Regions from separate parts of the Homo sapiens genome. Here region 2 is linked to region 1. Evidence: chromatin loops called from intact Hi-C (ENCODE). Cell type or tissue: endothelial cell of umbilical vein. All regions are shown on one strand. Links, peaks and the distances in the headings refer to the core of each region. The heading gives the core; the rest is flanking DNA. Region 1 overlaps MXI1 (MAX interactor 1, dimerization protein). Region 2 overlaps ADD3-AS1 (ADD3 antisense RNA 1).

What was found. A loop is a pair of places that touch in the nucleus more often than their neighbours do. Peaks named below come from ENCODE experiments on the same cell type or tissue, not always from the same donor. Only the 100,000 strongest peaks of a DNase experiment are listed, where the experiment ranks them.
Region 2: it touches region 1 in a loop (7-fold over the local background); 4 of 110 quality-filtered maps call a loop at or near these places.

Annotation. Positions count from the first base shown.
Region 1 is chr10:110,274,040-110,283,008 of GRCh38, reverse strand. It overlaps MXI1 (MAX interactor 1, dimerization protein), which reads right to left. Exons shown (of 6, transcript NM_130439.3): 4 at 3,715-3,829; 5 at 2,924-3,095. Among named protein-coding and RNA genes, the nearest start is that of SMNDC1, 26 kb to the left of the region's middle. In endothelial cell of umbilical vein, for the core only: a CTCF peak has its summit at 3,439 (motif pointing right); a DNase peak (open chromatin) is centred at 3,458; H3K27me3 peaks cover 21 bases.
Region 2 is chr10:109,974,424-109,983,392 of GRCh38, reverse strand. All of the region lies in intron 2 of ADD3-AS1 (ADD3 antisense RNA 1), which reads left to right. Among named protein-coding and RNA genes, the nearest start is that of ADD3, 29 kb to the left of the region's middle. In endothelial cell of umbilical vein, for the core only: a CTCF peak has its summit at 4,820 (motif pointing left); a DNase peak (open chromatin) is centred at 4,802.

The DNA.
Region 1 (8,969 bases), core at 2,068-4,567:
TGCTGAACTCAGTCAAAATAAAGTAAAATGATGGCCAACACAGTGGCTCACACCTATAATCCCAGCACTTTGGGAAGCCAAGGCAGGAGGATTGCTTGAGCCCAGGAGTTTGAGACCACTTGGGCAACAAGGCCCATCTCTATTTTAATAAAATTTAAAAATATGTTTAAAAAAATTTTTTAAAAACCCAAAAAAACAAAGTAAAATGAGAAACTGCTTTAGCCAAGTGTACCACAGATGTTAACTAAAAGCCCCCATAACACTACAAAAAGGAGGTTGCCAGCTCAGGATAAGGATGGTACTTGGTAAGGTACCGCTAAAGTAAGGTACACTGGGAACACTAAAAAAAAATGAGAGCTATAGTGATGAAAATACACCCTCCTCTCTGAAATTTGGAGGTAGTTGGGGTGGGTACAAGGAGGAGGTAACAGGAAGGACAGCTAAAACCTAAAGACCTAAGAAGAGGTTTCCGCTAGTTAGCAATAGAGGAAAGACTGGGACACCAAGGTCAGGGTTATTTCTGCTATATTTCACTGTTACTGATAAATGTAGCATGTACTTCAGGTTCTTGCTACTGCCTCTGGTAGACTTTTCTTGAAAACTGCCACACAAAAATAAACTTTTACATAGAAAAATAACAAAACAGAAAAACAAGAACTCCTAGGGTTGTGTTAAAAAGGTTGCGTTAAAAAGGATGAAAAAACTATTTAAAAGGCTCCTACTCAGCAAATCTGGGACAGTTTGAGCATTCAAAAGAATTTAAAAGGATGACTGCAATGGATTGGAACACATTCAGTACAGCAAAACATGAGTTCATGATATAATCAAAAAATAGTAAAACCAAAACTTGTTACTTCTGGAAGCTGCTAGGTTACCAACTCTGTTTGGAAAACTGATAAAGCAAAAACCAAGACCAAGCATTTATCCCACCTTCCCTGTATGAACTTTATTTCAGGATAACCGAAAAGTTGATGAGAAAATGTTTATAGGAGAAAAACAGTTTATAAATACAAGAGGAATGACACAATTAGAAAATCACTATTTTATGACACCCAATGAAATAAGGGCAATAATTGCTAAAACTGTTAAGTTAAAGGCTATACATTTATATAAATGTATTAAAATGACCTTACCTGAACCTATTGATTAATATTAAAAGTGCAACAACAACTACACACAATACTGACATAACAGGAAGTACAAAGCACCACCTATGAAGTATTCTGCATCTACCAACCAGTTTACAGTCAATATAAAGGACATAACATGTTAAATGACACCATGAGGATTCAACCAGCCAAATCTAGGATGTAGGAAATTCTATAAGAAAAATGACTCAGTCTCTTGATGTTTAAAAAAATATGTACATATATACAACACACAGATCTATACCTATATATTCCTTCATGTTTTCTCTGCCAAAGAAGTCTTTTTGAGATGTTATGTAGAAATCAGTTTTTGTTTCTACCAAAACGGTGTAGGGGGAAGAGAAAAAATTATTATAGATTAATATCTTAAAAGGCACATCAAACAAATGCAATGTGGCCTTTGGATCCTGATTTAAACATACCAATGGTAAAATGCCATTTTTGAGACAACTGGAGAAAATGTATCACAGACTGGGTATTAGATGATATTAAAAAAGATTATCTGAATTAATTTTGTGGGGTATTATAATAGCATTATAATTACATTTTTAAAAATCCTATTTATTCAAGATACATACTAAAGTATTTAGGGGCAAAATGATGTTATCTGGGATTTGAGTTAAAGCATTCCAGAAAAAATATTGAGGGTGAGCGTAGTGAAGAACAGATGAAACAAGTTGACAGCTATTCAAACTGAATGGTGGGTATACAGGAGTTCATTATTCTATTCTAAGTATGTTTGAAAATTTCCACTTAAAAAAGTCAAAAACAAAAAACAAAATCAGAGTCCTAAAAACAAACAAACAAAAAAACTCTGTCACTTGTCTCATGTTTTAGAATCCTAAAGAGCTCATGAGCTCCTTTCTCCAAATGTAAGACTTCAAATCACCAGTGTTCACCTCTGGGATCTTTTAATGTGATATGAAGCCTGATGTGGTGGAAGCTTTGGGAAGAACAATCAGTAAAATTCAAACCATTCTTTTTTGGTTGACTTCTGTTCTTTAACTCTGTCAAAGATAAATATTCTAGGATAGATGGAAAGAGAAATAAAGGGTGTTGTACTTTAAAATCTACATATAAAAATTCACATCACCAGTAGTAAAAACTTCGACATCGTGTATCTTCCTGACACAATGGATTGAGAAAGGCACAACATCATTTCTTTTCTTTTTTTTTTTTTTGAGACGGAACCTCACTCTGTTGCCCAGGCTGGAGCGCAGTGGCATGATCTCGGCTCACTGCAAGCTCCGCCTCCCGGGTTCACGCCATTCTCCTGCCTCAGCCTCCCGAGTAGCTAGGACTACAGGCGCCTGCCACCACGCCCGTCTAATTTTTTGTATTTTTAGTAGAGACAGGATTTTACCATGTTAGCCAGGATGGCCTCGATCTCCTGACCTTGTGATCTGCCCGCCTTGGCCTCCCAGAGTGCTGGGATTACAGGCATGAGCCACCGGGCACAACATCATTTCTGTGATATTCCTTACCCCAACTGTATACCCTCAATCTAATCATTTGAAAACATCAGACAAACCTAAATTGAGGGACATTATATAATTTATAATATAAATATATAAATATATTTTTTTTCAAGGAAAAAACAAAAAGTTTTATAGTCCACACTGGCACTGCTGTAGACAATATTATGATTGCATAAAACCTACAATGTTACTCTGTTGGCTAGAAAGAAAGCAAATACAGTGCCTCCCAACATACCTTCCCTAAATCCAGATACAGAGATGTTTAGTATTTCATTAGAGAAGAGGCAAGCTGCCTACCTCGCTCTGAATCAGAACGATCTGAAGAAATAGTTGATCCAATGCTGTCCATTCGTATTCGTTCCATCTCCTGAGGACCCTGCAGCTGTTCCAGTCGCCACTTTAAAAATCTCTGTTCTCGTTCCAAATTCTCGAGCTGGTGCTGGCTTTTTCTTTCAGCTTCTTCAAGTTTCTGAAATGATGAAATGATTTTTACATTTGTGTATAGTCCAGTACAAACAATAAAACTGATTCCTCCTTTAGCAGAGAAAACATGAATGAATATACATGTGTGAGTGTGTATAAAAATATATAAATACATTTTAAAGCCTCCAAAATGAGAATGCATATAAATACATATTTTTAAAAATAAAAAATAGTTTTGTCTTTACTTTTGTGTGTATGTAATGAATGCTATGTTACTTGAACAAGATGGACTTCTAAAAGTCTGTAAAGTAATCTCCACGGAGAAACTTCCTCTAGTATGGTATTTGATGGAAAAATACGGAAGGACACAGCCAAATGAAGTCATCTCCACCAGAGGGCACAACTGCCTTCCGAGTATGAAGAGGGTAATTGTTATTTTCCTAGTGTTCTCAGTTCTTCAAATGGCCACGCTGTCAAAACAATTTAGTTTAATCAGGTTATGTTGTTCCCATCAGATTAGCTGGTAAGTTTTTAGAAAGACTTCTCTTGAGGTCAGTTATTAAGGAGGGCATGGTGAACTAGCTGATGTATATGAATAGGAATCAGTGCCAATAATTAAACCAGAACTGAGGGAATTGTGCAAATCTGAAAGTAAAAATTCTCACCTTGATGTGTGCTTTGGCTTTGTTGAGCAAACCAAGTGTTGTGTGCCGGGTGCAGTCTGGTCCTAGTGGAATCAGAACTTTTAAGCGTTCTAAACAAAGGCGCAGATGAGCTCGTCTAAGAAAGACAAAAAGTCAAATCAGCACAGTCTGGTTATTTCACTAGAAATATCATAAAACCTATTTTAAGATAAACAATAATTTGCATTTATTCAGCCTATAGGATAGATGTCACACCCCTAATTCTCCACTGTCAAAGAATGTAGGGGTGGCCGCATTTCAGTCTCTGCTATTTCTGTTGTACTCTTTAGACAACACTCACTTTAGATTATTATCCCCAATGGTAATCTCTGTCAAGATGGTTTATTTTTTAACTCACCCCATAAACTGTCTCAACTGTATTAATATGGAAGTGTGAAAACATACCAGGACAATTGTATTTGATCTTGAATAACTAAAACCACAGGCGAGAGGAGAGGTTTTCAGCTATGGTACCCCAAGGGAATATAATATGCTCACAAGTTTCTATTTCCCCCCTCCCACCTTTTACTTGCTTGCACGTGTGTGGGCACACACACACACACACACACACACACCCTACCTCTCTACAACTGTAGCCATCCTACAGTGTGTTACATGTTGTTATATATTAGTTTGAACCACATGAAATTTCTGATATTCAACCACTTTTCACTTATAAAAATGTTGATTTCTTATACTCCAATACAACAGAAACAGCAAAATTCTGTGACCAGCTAGGGTAGGGTTAGACAAAATATATGCCCTGTGGTCAATTCTAGCCACAGAAATAACCCATAAAATAATCCCCTGCTTCCTATCTAAGTGTGCTAGCTCGTTAGCTTAATTTTTATTTCTTTTTTCTCTTCCTCTCTCGTCTCTCTCACTACCTGCCTCCAATCCACAAGGACAACAGGTGACAAAAATTACTTACTGAAAGTCATTGCATTCTCTAATCTATCCTTCCTGTGGGAAAGTTGAGGGAAATTTCTCCTAGAAATGCTAGCAGAGAACCTCATGGATTTACCTTCCCTGTGCCCTAAAAGAACTATGATCATGGTGATGAGAGAGTTCTGAGTATTTAACTTCATCCTAAAACAATACTAGTCCACATCTTTGGTCCTGTGTTTCATAAGGGGTAAGGTAATTCAGCAGTTAACAGCATATCTGAAAAGAAAATCCACAAATACGTTCACAGTTTACCCCTAGTCCTTAAAGACCTATAATTGAACTTTTGGTAACTGTCTTAACTGCATCAAGAACAAAACACACACCCTCCATTCTCTTCTGAAAGAGGACTAAAATGGTTTTGCTAATTCACACACCAAACTATGCGCTTTCTCTGTCTTAATAGACAAGAAATAATGTCAAGTGAAATTCTCAAAGGCTAGCAATTTGAAAAGAGAGGTAGGAGAAGGCAATAAGCAGCCAATTATGTCATGACAAGCAAGGATGATTAAGGGTAGTGAGGTCAGAGGTTTGGCTAATGAATTAAGATTCTTCTAGCACCTACTAACCTAACTATAGTTAAAGGTCTGACAGTATTTCCATTTCAAATTTCTTTATTGAGTTCAGTACCTCAGGTCTAATAATTGGGTCCAGGCTGAAACCTGACGTAACTGGTGTGGATAAAGGAATCCCTAAATCAAAGGTATATCAATGGATTCTCCTTAATGATATTTAACAACTTCAAAGTCACTTTCCTCCCCTGCTGTACTACCCAAATGCATAGAACCTTTAACAAAATTTTCATTTTTAACTGGAAAATTTCTTAGGTGAGGATTCTCATGTGACCACAGTGCTCTTGCTCAGCAGACCAAAAAAAGCAAACAAACAGCAACAACAACAAAACACCAGAGTAAAAAGTGCCTTTAAACTCTTCATTAAGATTATTATGGCATATGATAACAACTGCACTCATATAATATGACTGGAGCGTGGAAACAAAGACTGGCAGCTACACTAATAGACAATCCTGCTTTAAATTCAGTCTTCTAAAAAACTCAACAAAGCAACTAGTAAAGTTAACAAGCACATTACCGCAAGAATACCTTGTCAATTTGGTTCAAATTAACTCCAAAACTTCAGTATATGTAAGAATTATCTTTTATTTTTTAGTTTTTAAGAAACTTAAAATGGGCTGGGCATGGTGGCTCATGCCTATAATCCCAGCACTTTGGGAGGCCAAGGTGGGCAGACTGAGGCCAAGAGTTCGAGACCAGCCTGGCCAACCCAGTAAAACCTCATCTCTACTAAAAATATAAAAGTTAGCTGCGCATGGTGGTGCACGCCTGTAATCCCAGCTACTCGGGAGGCTGAGGCACAACAATCGCTTGAACCCAGCAGGTGGAGGTTGCAGTGAGCCAAGATGGCGCCACTGCATTCTGCCTGAGCCACAGAGTGAAACTCTGCCTCAGGAAGAAAAAAAAAAAAAAAGAAAAGAAAAGAAAGAAAGGAAAATCAAAATGATTCCATAAACTTTCACATCAAGGAAAAGAAAGGTGAGTCTATTTTCCGTTTTGTGATACTTGCTAAAACCTAGAATGAAAATAACTAACATATTAAAATTTTTTCTCTCTTTAATCATTCCATGTATTTATTACATGGATTTTACATACTCAGCACTGTTCCAGACACTTGCTTGAGAAGGAAAAGTAAAAAAAAAATGTTAACTTTAAGAGTTTACACTCAAGACTACAGAAAGAAACATATTACTTTGTTTCATTTGGTCCATACTGAATGAGTCATACAGATATCAAGGACAACAGAATCTGAATAAATCGAGAGATTGTAATCAGAGGAGGGAGACTTGTAAAAGAGGTTGAAATCTGACTTTGGACTTAAAGAATATTGAATTTGTCTATGAAAAAGTGAGGATTTGCTAGGTAATTTTAAAAGTAAAGGACCTAAATTTATGGATTGGGACCAAGTTTAAACATAAAATTGAAAAAATCTGAATAAATGGAGAGATTGTAATTGGAGGAGGTAGACCTGTAAAAGAGGTTCAAATTTGACTTTGGACTTGAATAATATAGAATTTGTGTATGAAAAAGCGAGGATTTTCTAGGTAATTTAAAAAGTAAAGGACCTAAATTTATAGACTGGGACCAAGTTTAAACATAAAATTTAAAATGCCTTATTTTCTCTCCTTCAAGGGAAAACAACTGAGCTGGAATTCTATATGGAAATAATCAGCTAGTTTCAGCTGTCTGAGGATCTGCAATGCACCGACAAATCAGGAGGTACCCAGACCAAAGTTTGAAAAATGCCTAAATGAACAGGGAAGGCAGAATGCTCTAAAAGATATTTTTTTTAGCCACTACTGAACATTTTATTGTCAAATAATTATTCATCTGCTCTGAGATACAGCTTACACCAAGAAAATATACCCTGAGATATCTCACAAAGGCCAGTGATGCCATTCTTCATATTTTGTAAATACAGTCCTCCAAAATCGGTATTAATATGAAAGATGAACAGTGAATTATTTCCTCTGCTCTTGTGGACAGAGGTGTACCTGTGGAAGATACATGTCATTTCCTTAAGTTTTTGTATTTAAATGAAACAGGCATTTGGAGAGTAGAATAACAAATGGTTAATGGCAGTTGAAGAACAGCAGCTGACCAAGAGGGAGAGTCCCATCCAAATAATGCACACAGTTACCACATGTCCTTAGCTGCCACTTAGGTAAATGTACCCTTCCAAGAGCAATGGATGCCCTGTAACTGTAAACTGGAAAGAGTTAAATCAGAAAAATCGATTCTCCTCAGTGTCTAAGTTTTTTTTCTCTCCTGCAAATTCTTAGAACAGCAATTGTATGGCAAAATTATTCTTCCTTTTCAATGATGCTGCTCTCCACCCTTTCCCCCATAAGTCTCCCTGTTGGTAACCAGATTGCAAGCTTAACCACCAGTGACCTAGAAAGGCATATCTTTTGATGCCATCTGGTCCCTTCTTTTCTTGCCTTCATTCTCATGTGACTGGTAGCTCAAGAGCCTCCTGTATGAGGCTGCCAAATCATGGGTGCTGTAAGACTTTGGGGGAAGGAAAAAGGACAAGCAATAGAAGAAAAAAGCTTGGTTTGATTTGAAAATCCTTATTCACAGGCTGGGTGCGGTAGCTCATGCCTGTAATCCCAGCACTTTGGGAGGCCGAGGTGGGTGGATCTTCTGAGGTCAGGAGTTCGAGACCAGTCTGGCCAACATGGTGAAACCCTGTGTCTACTAAAAATACAAAAATTAGCCAGGCATGGTGGTCCGTGCCTGTAATCCCAGCTACTCTGTCGGCTGAGGCAGGAGAATCGCTTGAACCCAGGAGGCAGAGGTTGCAGTGAGCAGAGATCGCGCCAGTGCACTCCAGCCTGGGTGACAGTGTGAGACTCCACCAAAAAAAAAAAAAAAAAAAAAATCCTTATTCACTGAGGAAAAAAACTGCAAGTATCATATGATGATGTTTTTCAAGTCTCCAAGGGAGAGAAGAGCTGACATAGAGAATAACGATTCATGAAAGGCATGGTCCTGCACCTCTAGTAAAAGAAGGGAAAGAAGGTTGGGGAAAGTTAAGGCTGCTCTTCTGAATATTATGATGAACATTAGACAAACAGCAAGTAGAAAAAACCTGGTACTGAAACATTTATAGAACTAGACTTAATGGAAACTGATTTTTAAAAATTTAGCTCCTTGGTGGACATTTACTTTATTTTTATTTAACACATACTTTTTAAAAACACATGAACAGCTAATAAAAACTGTAAAGCTGAAACCTTTCCTATTTTAGCATGAGTTATAGTAAAACAAAGTTAGAATTAGGTACTGCAGCAGGAAGTGCCCTGTGAGAAAACTGGAGTCCCCTTGCTGAGAGGGATGGGGTTACACAATGAAGAGTTCCCAAAGTACTTTTATTTTCAAAGACACTTTGAGTTCTGTTTTAAAATGAGATTTTAAAGTGGGTTTTGCCCAGGGGAAAAGGTAATTCCCAGCCACTAACCCTGTTAGAGAGAAGAGTCCTATCAAAATTAACCACACCTTCAAAAAGGGCAAGCCCCTTGTGGGATAAAGAACAATGAGAGTCTGTTTGGCTTTTATTTTGGTAGATTGGTATCATTTTTCCCTGAAGGAACCAATGCTCCTTTTGATTTCAAACTCTGTAACCTCTACTGCCAAACTGATGTACCACAGAACATGAAGGGAAATGATTTTGGTATAAAATGGCCTCTACTAGTAGCTGTGCTATTTTAAAGC
Region 2 (8,969 bases), core at 3,751-6,250, 300 kb after region 1:
GTGAGCCGAGATTGCGCCATCGCACTCTAGCCTGGGTAACAGAGTAAGACCCTGAATTGAAATAAAATAAAATAAAATAAAATAAAATAAAATAAAATAAAATAAAATAAAATAGAACAGAATTGTTTAAAACAATGAGACTATTTAATACAAACTGTACAGGATGCATTCTATCCTGCCTCCCCATCTCTCTTTCTCTCTCCCTCTTATTTAAAAAAAATTTAAAAATGTTTAACTGTGATAAAATAGACAACATAAAATTGATCGTCTTAACCATTTTTAAGTGTATAGTTCAGTATTACTAAGGATATTCACATTGTTGTGCAACCAATCTCCAGAGCTTTATTATCTTGCAAACCTAAAATTCTATTCTCCTTAAACACCAACTTGCCATTTCCCTCTCCCTCCAGCCCCTGGCAACAACCATTGCACTTTCTATTTCTGTGAATTTGGCTTGTCTAGCTATCTCATATAAGTGTAATAATACAATATTTCTCTCTTTTTGTGAATGGCTTATTTTACTTAGCTTAATGTCCTCAAGGTTCATCCATGTTATAACATGTGTCAGAATTCCCTTTCTTTTTCAGGCTGAATAATATGCACATTTTGTTTATCCTTTCATCTGTCAAAGGACATTTGGGTTGCTTCTACCTTTTGGCGGTTGTGAATAATGCTGCTACGAACATGGCTGTACAAATATATCTTCAAGATCCTGCTTTCAATTCTTTTGGATAAATACCCAAAAACGGGATTGCTGAATCATATGGTAATTCTTTTTTAATTTTTTGAAGAGCTGCCATATGTTTTTAAATTGTGATCTACTCATTGCTCAGTTAGAAAGATAGAAAGCAAGAAGGTGGCTGTTTCTCAATATATAAATCACATAAAACCCAAGGAAGCAAGCTTGTCCTCAGTAGAATCAAGAGACTTTTAAAGAACTCTGTGATATCTAAAGCAAATGTAGGAGCATGCTTCAGGCTGTTTTCCTGGGAAGTGGAGAAGAAAAAGCAATTGCTGACTAAGCTGAGCGAGGAGCTAAGTATTTTCTACTGGGAAATATTTATCTGCTTGGTGCAGTTGCAAGTTCTGGGGAGTGTCCTTATTAGAAAACAGCTGATAATTCCAGGAAAACTTGGAAGAATCACCATGGTGATGAAGAGTGACCCATTTAAAGTGTAAAGCCTATTGTGAGTTGAACTTTAAAAGATACTTGTATAGAAGTTTCTCTTTCGTGTTGCATTGGACGTAAAATATGATATAAGGTAACATTATTATTATTATCTCCATTCCTCCTGCTGCCTGATGTACTGAGGGGGACCCTAGGACACCTTTAGAGCCTGGTCCTGACTTGGCTACTCCTTAGCCACATGACTTTGACAGGCCACTCAACCTCTGCAGTCTCAGACGATTGATCTGAAGAGCCTCTAAAGTCTCATTAGTATGTGGGTTTACTTCTATGGGTATATAATTGTTTTGGCTCCTTTTTGTTTATTACTCATTTTCTCTAGAACTTGGCTACTGAGCAAACTCACCACATCAGACATAGTGGAGAAGGAGGAAATAAGCCAAGATGTGCTAACGGACAAACACAATGGCAAAGTCCATGTGTTAAAGCTCCTTCTCCTTATTGCTTTTCTTTGACCTCAGGAGCATGGGGTTGAGTAAATCATACTTGTGGGTTCATGCACCCTTTCATCATTAGTCTGGATAAGGCCTCTCTCTGTTTAATTTTACTATATTATTTTCTTTTTCTTTTGCGGGGGGAACAGAGTCTCACTATGTCGTCCAGGCTGGAGTGCAATGGCAAAATCTCAGCTCACTGCAACCTCCTGGGTTCAAGCAATTCTCCTGCCTCAGCTTCCTGAGTAGATGGGATTACGTGTGTGCGCCACCATGCCCAGCTAATTTTTGTATTTTTAGTAGAGATGGGGTTTCACCCTGTTGGCCAGGCTAGTCTCCAACTCCTGACCTTGTGATCCACCCACCTTGGCCTCCCAAAGTGCTGACCTGGCCTAATTTTACACCGGAACTGGCCTAATTTTACTATATTATTTTCTTCTGCTTCATCTCCCATCCCCTTTCCCTTTCCAGGTGCTGTGCTTGTGGTATAAATGGACTATCTTATTTAATTCTAATGACAACACTGGAGTAGACAATGCAGAGAATGCTGTCATCCCCATTTTACATATGGAGAAACTGAGGCTTAAGGAGGCTAAAGGGAAGAGGCAGAATATCAAACTAACCAGACAGATCCAGAATCCACACTCCTAAACACCACAGAAGCTAATCAAGAAAACTGATTTAAAATACAACTTGTCTCTAAGTTATTCTGAATTGTCTGTAGGACACCTCTCCCCCATTATTCAAAGGAAATATTAACAAATCTACTTTGAGGCACTTTGTTTCTCCTCATTCATCTTTCGCAGGACATTATCACCAGAGACAGTTTCGAAAAACTGGGATGATAGTCTCTTTGGATTTCCTTTTCCTCTGTTCCATTTCTCTTGCAAAACTTGGAGCTATAATTGTCAACTTGTGCCTTGACTCTGTGGCTTGCTGGGCACATAATTGAAATGATGTAAAATAGCATTTCCCCTCCTTAAACAGAACACCTGTCCACTCACATTGTGCTCTTTCTGAATCTCATTTATAAGAAGAAGATTGTTGATGGGCAGAATATGCTACTGAAGTGATGTTTCTCCCCTATGGGAGAGAAACATGAATAGTGCAGAGATTTATAATAGGATGAAGTGTGTGCCACCTTTAAGGTAAAGCCACACGAATTGATGGTTACCTAAAGTGATGGCCATTCCTGGTAGTCTTAGCACAACTTAATATGTGATGGGACAAGATTTTTAGCATTGACTACATTTTGTTTGTGAACCCTGGTGGGAGGGGAGGACAACCCTCAGGGGAGATGCAGAGATAGGAGTGGTTAAGGGCTTTTTTGACTAGGAGGGTTCTTTCCAGGGAGCTCTGAGGATGGATTACCAGGATGGGGAGATCAGATCATAGAGAGAGGGACCATACTGGAAATTAATAATAATAATAATAATGTTGTGGATGATGATAATAATGTCAATCTCTATTGAAGGCTTACTGTGTGTCAGATGCTGGATTATATTACTTTATATGCATGATCTTATTTATTCTTCTCAACAACTTCAGATAGATACTATTACGGGGACCTGAAGTAGATATTATTATAATCTCTATTTTACAGTGGAGGTAACTGAGGCTTAGAGAGGTTAAGTAACGTAGCCAGGTCAAGATCACGTAGCCAGCAACAACTCATTGGTCCATGCTTTTACCAGCACACTCACAGAGCCAGTGAGCTTTGGACGCAAGGAGTAAGATCAGGAGAGAATGGGAAAATGCCTTTTGAAGGGGATAATTGAAAGGGCCACAGTGGGATTGTGTGAAGGGCCCAGGTTTGATCGAGTGGTTCAGAGTTTTACTCAAATAGGAAGAAAGAAAACATCAGGTTGGTCCCTCTGGGTGAGAGATTGGGTGAAACTGCTTAAAAAATCCAGACCAGAGCCACATTCTGCCTTTAGAATCAGCTCTTCACTATTTTCCACCCAATTTTAAGGCCATGTTGTTATATAATTTGGATATGACAGCCAGAGATAATTTTCTGCTCGAAACAATTAGTCATATTTTAGGTTGGATAGGTTTGACTGAGTAAATCTTTCTTCAAGTGAGCATTTTATTAATTATAGAAAGGGCTTGGAGAGACATCCTTTCAAATAACGGAATCAAACCCTTTCTCTAAGAGAGGAATCCCTAAGCCTTGCTGGATCTTGCACAAAAATCATATACCATCCCACAGCTAAATTCATTTAGAATCCCACCAGAACATTCTAATGCAATTTTTATGAAGTGTCTTTTATTTTGTACTTGCTTACTCTGTAACAAATGAGTCATTGATTTTCAAAAAATTTTAAATGTATCCAGAGGGTTTTTTTTTTCTTTTCAGTTTTTGTTTTGAACAGCCATTCAGAAGCCAAACCCAGTAACCCTAAGTTCTCCTGGCTGCTTTGCTGTAAAGATAGCTTTCCTCTGAACTGATTGTAGTGGTTGCTTTGACAAGAACGAACCACTTTCTTTTTTTAAAAAAAATTTATTATATTTTATTTTAAGTTCCAGGATACATGTACAGTACGTGCAGGTTTGTTACATAGGTAAACGTGTGCCATGGTGGTTTGCTGCACCTATCAACCCATCACCTAGGCATTAAGCCCTGCATGTGTTAGCTATTTATCCTGATGCTCTCCCTCTACAGGCCCCAATGTGTGTTGTTCCCCTCCCTGTGTCCATGTGTTCTCATTGAAGAACGAACAACTTTCAACTAGCCAAATTGCTGAGATGTGAAAGAAGTACCTTACAAGTCTTTCTAAAATGTTGTCCAGCAATTATGTTTGAATATTTGTGTGTTATATTCAGGGAAGGCCTGAAAACAACAACAATAAAAATGAAACTTTAGGGTCAATCCCAATTTTCTTTGTGATCATGAGGTATTCTAATCTAGAGTTCCTTTGGGAGCCTTTCCTTGTGAGTTTAAGTAGGAAAGCCGACGGGAGCCTCACCGTACAGCTGTGGTCGGGTACAGTAATCCCCTGATGACTAGTCAAAGACAGATCCACTCGATGCCTATGTTTTTTTCTATCATTCAAGAGTGGCCAAGGAGACCAAGGGTAGGAGTGAGAATTCACTAGAGTTTTCAACAAAGCATTCCAATAAATTAAAAAAACAAACAACTTTTGTAAGAATGAAGTGTTTGGCAATGCTGGTTGGTTACAGCGCCCTCATGTGTCTCAGCATGGTAGTGTCATTTTAGGGCTTTCCAAGGGCATGAGATTCTCTCCTAATCATTAGACCAATGCTATTGAATGGAGTCCTTTTCCTCCATGTTTGTTTCTAGGGTCACAAATAGACTTCTTTCTTCTTTAGGTGTTAGTTTGAATCTCCAGTGTGATTATAATTTTTATTAGAAACTGTAAACATGAACTATCTCATTTTCCAGTCTGTTTCTGTGCATGCTCGATAAATGCTTGCTGAATTTGAGCTCATTTAAATGTCAATTCCTGCCAAAAAGTGAAAATAACCCAAATGCCCGGCTGGGGAATCAATAAACAAATTGTGGCACATCCATACAATAGAATACTACTTAGTAATAAAAAGGAAAGAACTACTGACACGCAGCAACAAGAGGCTGTGAATTATAAGGTTCTACTTATGTGACATTCTGGAATCAGACAGATACCAGATCAGCAGCAGCCACAGGGCTGGGGAAATATGGTGGGATTGGTTGCAAATGGGTATTAGGGAACTTTTCGGGGAGATGGAAATGTTCTTTATCTTACTTGATGTTGGTGACTTGACTACATACATTAGTCAAAACTTATCGAACTGGCAATGGTGGTATGACAATGAGTATAGCTGCTTTCCAAAACTCATTGAATTGTGCACTGGAAAAGGGTAAAATTAACTGTATATGAATGATACCTCAGTAAGCCTCATAAAAACTTTCAATTCCTTAAAAAATTATCATGGATTTCTTCCAGAGTACTGAACACCAACCCCTCTGGGTTGGTTTCCTTTTCTTTGCCTATCTGAAAAAGATGCCACGATTAAACTCTTAGACTCTGCAAGTTCCAGCCCAGTTCAAAGTCCCAATGGGGCCAGACTGCATTCCAAACAGTCTGCTCCCCGCCTCTGCCATTATACCAGAGACGGCGTATGCAGTGACACAGTCTCTGTAGCATTTGGATACTGAAAAGGAAAACATCAAAGTTCCGGGCCAGTGCTAGCTGCCACCAACAAGCACAAGCCCCTTGAGGAGAAATGAGATCTGGGCCCTGAAGGCAAATTCATACTGTCAGTTTGCTGGCTCTCCTCAGTGAAGGACAACAACCACGGTTCCTGGGCAGAAGCTGTGCTTTGTACAGATTTATTAGCCACTTGACTGAATGTTCTGCCCCAGGCAGTGCCCAATATCTGATTCTGGAAAACAACTTTGGTTCCCGCAGCTCCCAAGATGTTCTACCTACCCTCATTCCCTATGATGGTGACCTACAAATGTTGATACAGGCCAGTGGTTCTTAAACTTCACTGGGTTCAGGAATCACCTAAGGAGTGTATTTTCTAAATGTCAGTTCCCAGTCTTCACTTGCACTCTGAGATTCTAGTGTAATAAGCCTGGGAGCAGTTCCTGGAAATTGCATTTTAGAAAAGCACCTCTGGTGATTCTGATGCAGGAGGTCTAAGGCTCACACTTTAAAATATGATGATCTGAGGCCTGGAAAAATTCATATACCATCTAGACTTTTGTTTTCACTTGAAATAGTTGAAAAATTAATTCATTGGAAACATCTGACCCATCACGTCGTTGAGTAACACAGTGATTAACAGTGGGGCTCTAGAGTGGGGTTCCTGGGTTCAAAGCCCACCTACACCTCTTATTACCCATGAGGCTTTAGACAGGTTACTTAATCTCTTCACAGCATGTGTGTAAGAGGAAGTAGGATCAAATGAGCTAACACTTAAAAAGCACTCAGAGTGAGTGCCAGTAAGCATTAGATAAACATCATTATTATTCTGTCCAGATCAATAAAGATTGAAGGGAATATTGCAAACCATGAACAAAGAAAGATACTTCAAAGAGCTTTTCATTTAAAGCTTGGACAACTCTAAATACTTCAAATGGTAGACGGAAATGTAGCCACTTTATGTATGCCAAGTTTCCTACATTCCAAATTTCTTTGGAATTTAGGAAATTTTTTATATTAAAAATATAAGCTGAACAAATATGTAAGCTGAACTTAGCAGTACCCCTTTTCTTTGATTAAGGAGCTTATGACAACTCACATATATCAGCTTGCTCATCTTTATAAGTTATCCATAATATTTGGTGCTTCTTAAAGATGCAAATCAGAATCATGTGTAGAGCTTTTGGAAAGGACAAATTTTGACTCAGTAGAGATTGGGGTGGGGCCTAGGGAATCTGATTTTCTAAAAAGCTCTCTCCATGATTTGGCTGTACATTCCAGGTAGAGAACAACCATTACAGGTGAAAGCTGGGATAATCTACCTTGTTTTAAAATGTAAGAAACAGAGACAAAACATGTTAAATACTTTGCCCCAATGTCATTCAGCAAATCATTTGGTGAGGCAGGAGTTGGATTTTTGTCAGTAATTCCAGGGGCTACTATATTAGTACTTTCCACTATGGCTTATACAGTATAAGCTATTTGTATAGGGTAGGATAAGCAAAGTAAATTTTTACTCCCTCATTTGCTTATGAAATAGTACTCTGATCTGAATATGTAGGAACTTTAGAACTGCTGACCTGGGATTCTGAATTCCTTTCAGATTCCACCTTTTACCTTCTTAGCCACGTATCCCCATTTACTGATTATCTCCATTAAATCCCTGGAAGTGTAAAGGAGAGATGGCTCATACAGTGCTTGGGTCAAATCCCTATGGGAAATAAGATCATGTGCTTAAAGACTTGTTCTTCCCCATTCTTGGAGCTTAAGGACCACAGCTTCATCATGATCAAATCCAAGATAAATTAGTACATAAATCTAGGAAAATGAGGATCTCATAAGATCACGAATCTAAGAATATTATCTTATAAATTACTGACTCATAAATCACCGGGGCATGAATCACACGAATATCAAAAAGGCCATTCTAGTGGCTGAAGGCAGTGGCATTTTGGTGGCCTCTACTCTTGAGTTGAGATTTTTGTGGATTCCCTTCTCATCTTGGGAAATATCTGTAACCTATGAAGTCCCTCAGAAACCATTTTCCTGAATGTATTATCAGAGAAGAAAATCTGTTAAAGTCTGCCATTGGGAGGAGGGTGGCCACCAATCAAGTGAAATCATTCTGCTGAACTTGAGCCAGGGAACCAAATTGGGGCAGTATCATTTTGCATGCAAGATGGCCCAGCAGGCTGGAATCCCTGCCTGCAGACCTTCACACATCACCAACTTTTTGCTAATAAAACAGACCCCATTATTTAGTTTCTTCTTGGCATCCACTGGCTGCTTCCCTTTCAGACTTTCTGTTGCCCATATTTCAATATCCCACCTTTGCATTCTCCTCCTGCTCTTGTTAAAGTACTGTTTCTTTCTTTTTCTTTTCTTCTTCTTCTTCTTTAAAAAAAAAAAAAAGATCCCTTTTAATCAGATAGCTCCTGCTGGCATGAGCTGTCAGAGGTATTCATTTCAGTGGACTCTGGCCTTATGCTGCATTACCTTGGCAACAAGATTTAGAAGCAAAGCCTTGGCCTTGAACTTGTCAGAGTCTCCAACGATGTGAACTCAGCACATACTACTCTCTAGCATATCAAGTTGTCATGCCAACCACTAACAATAAAATCCATCTCTGTCTTCTAGGGTTTTAATTCAATAACTTTTCAAATTGGTTCCTTCTGTAATTCAATTGGTCTGGAAATGTAATATATGAACGTGCACGTGTGTGTGTGTGTACACTGTGTTTAACCAGTCACTAATGGCCTTCCACTAAAAGACTGGAGGTTGGAAATGCAATATAGGTCAAAAGTTCATCAAAAAGCAAAGAAAACCGGTGCTGGATCTAACAAAAGAAGCCTGAAAATTTGGAAATCCTGACAAAGAGGTAACTAAACGAAGCCTCAAGAGCTGACTTCTGCCCTCAGATATATGCACATGACTTCTATTGGCACGGGTGCATAGCACATTTGATACTCAGAGTAGCTGTTCCCCCATAGATATTTAGAACTCCTTTAGTTTTGAATACACAACCAATTTCCATTTCTTTTTTTTTTTTTTTTTTTTTTTTTTGTGAGACAGAGTCTCGCTCTGTCGCTCAGGGTGGAGTGCTGGAGGCAGTGGCGCCATCTCGGCTCACTGCAAGTTCCGCCTCCCGGGTTCACGCCATTGTCCTGCCTCAGCATCCCAAGCAGCTGGTACTACAGG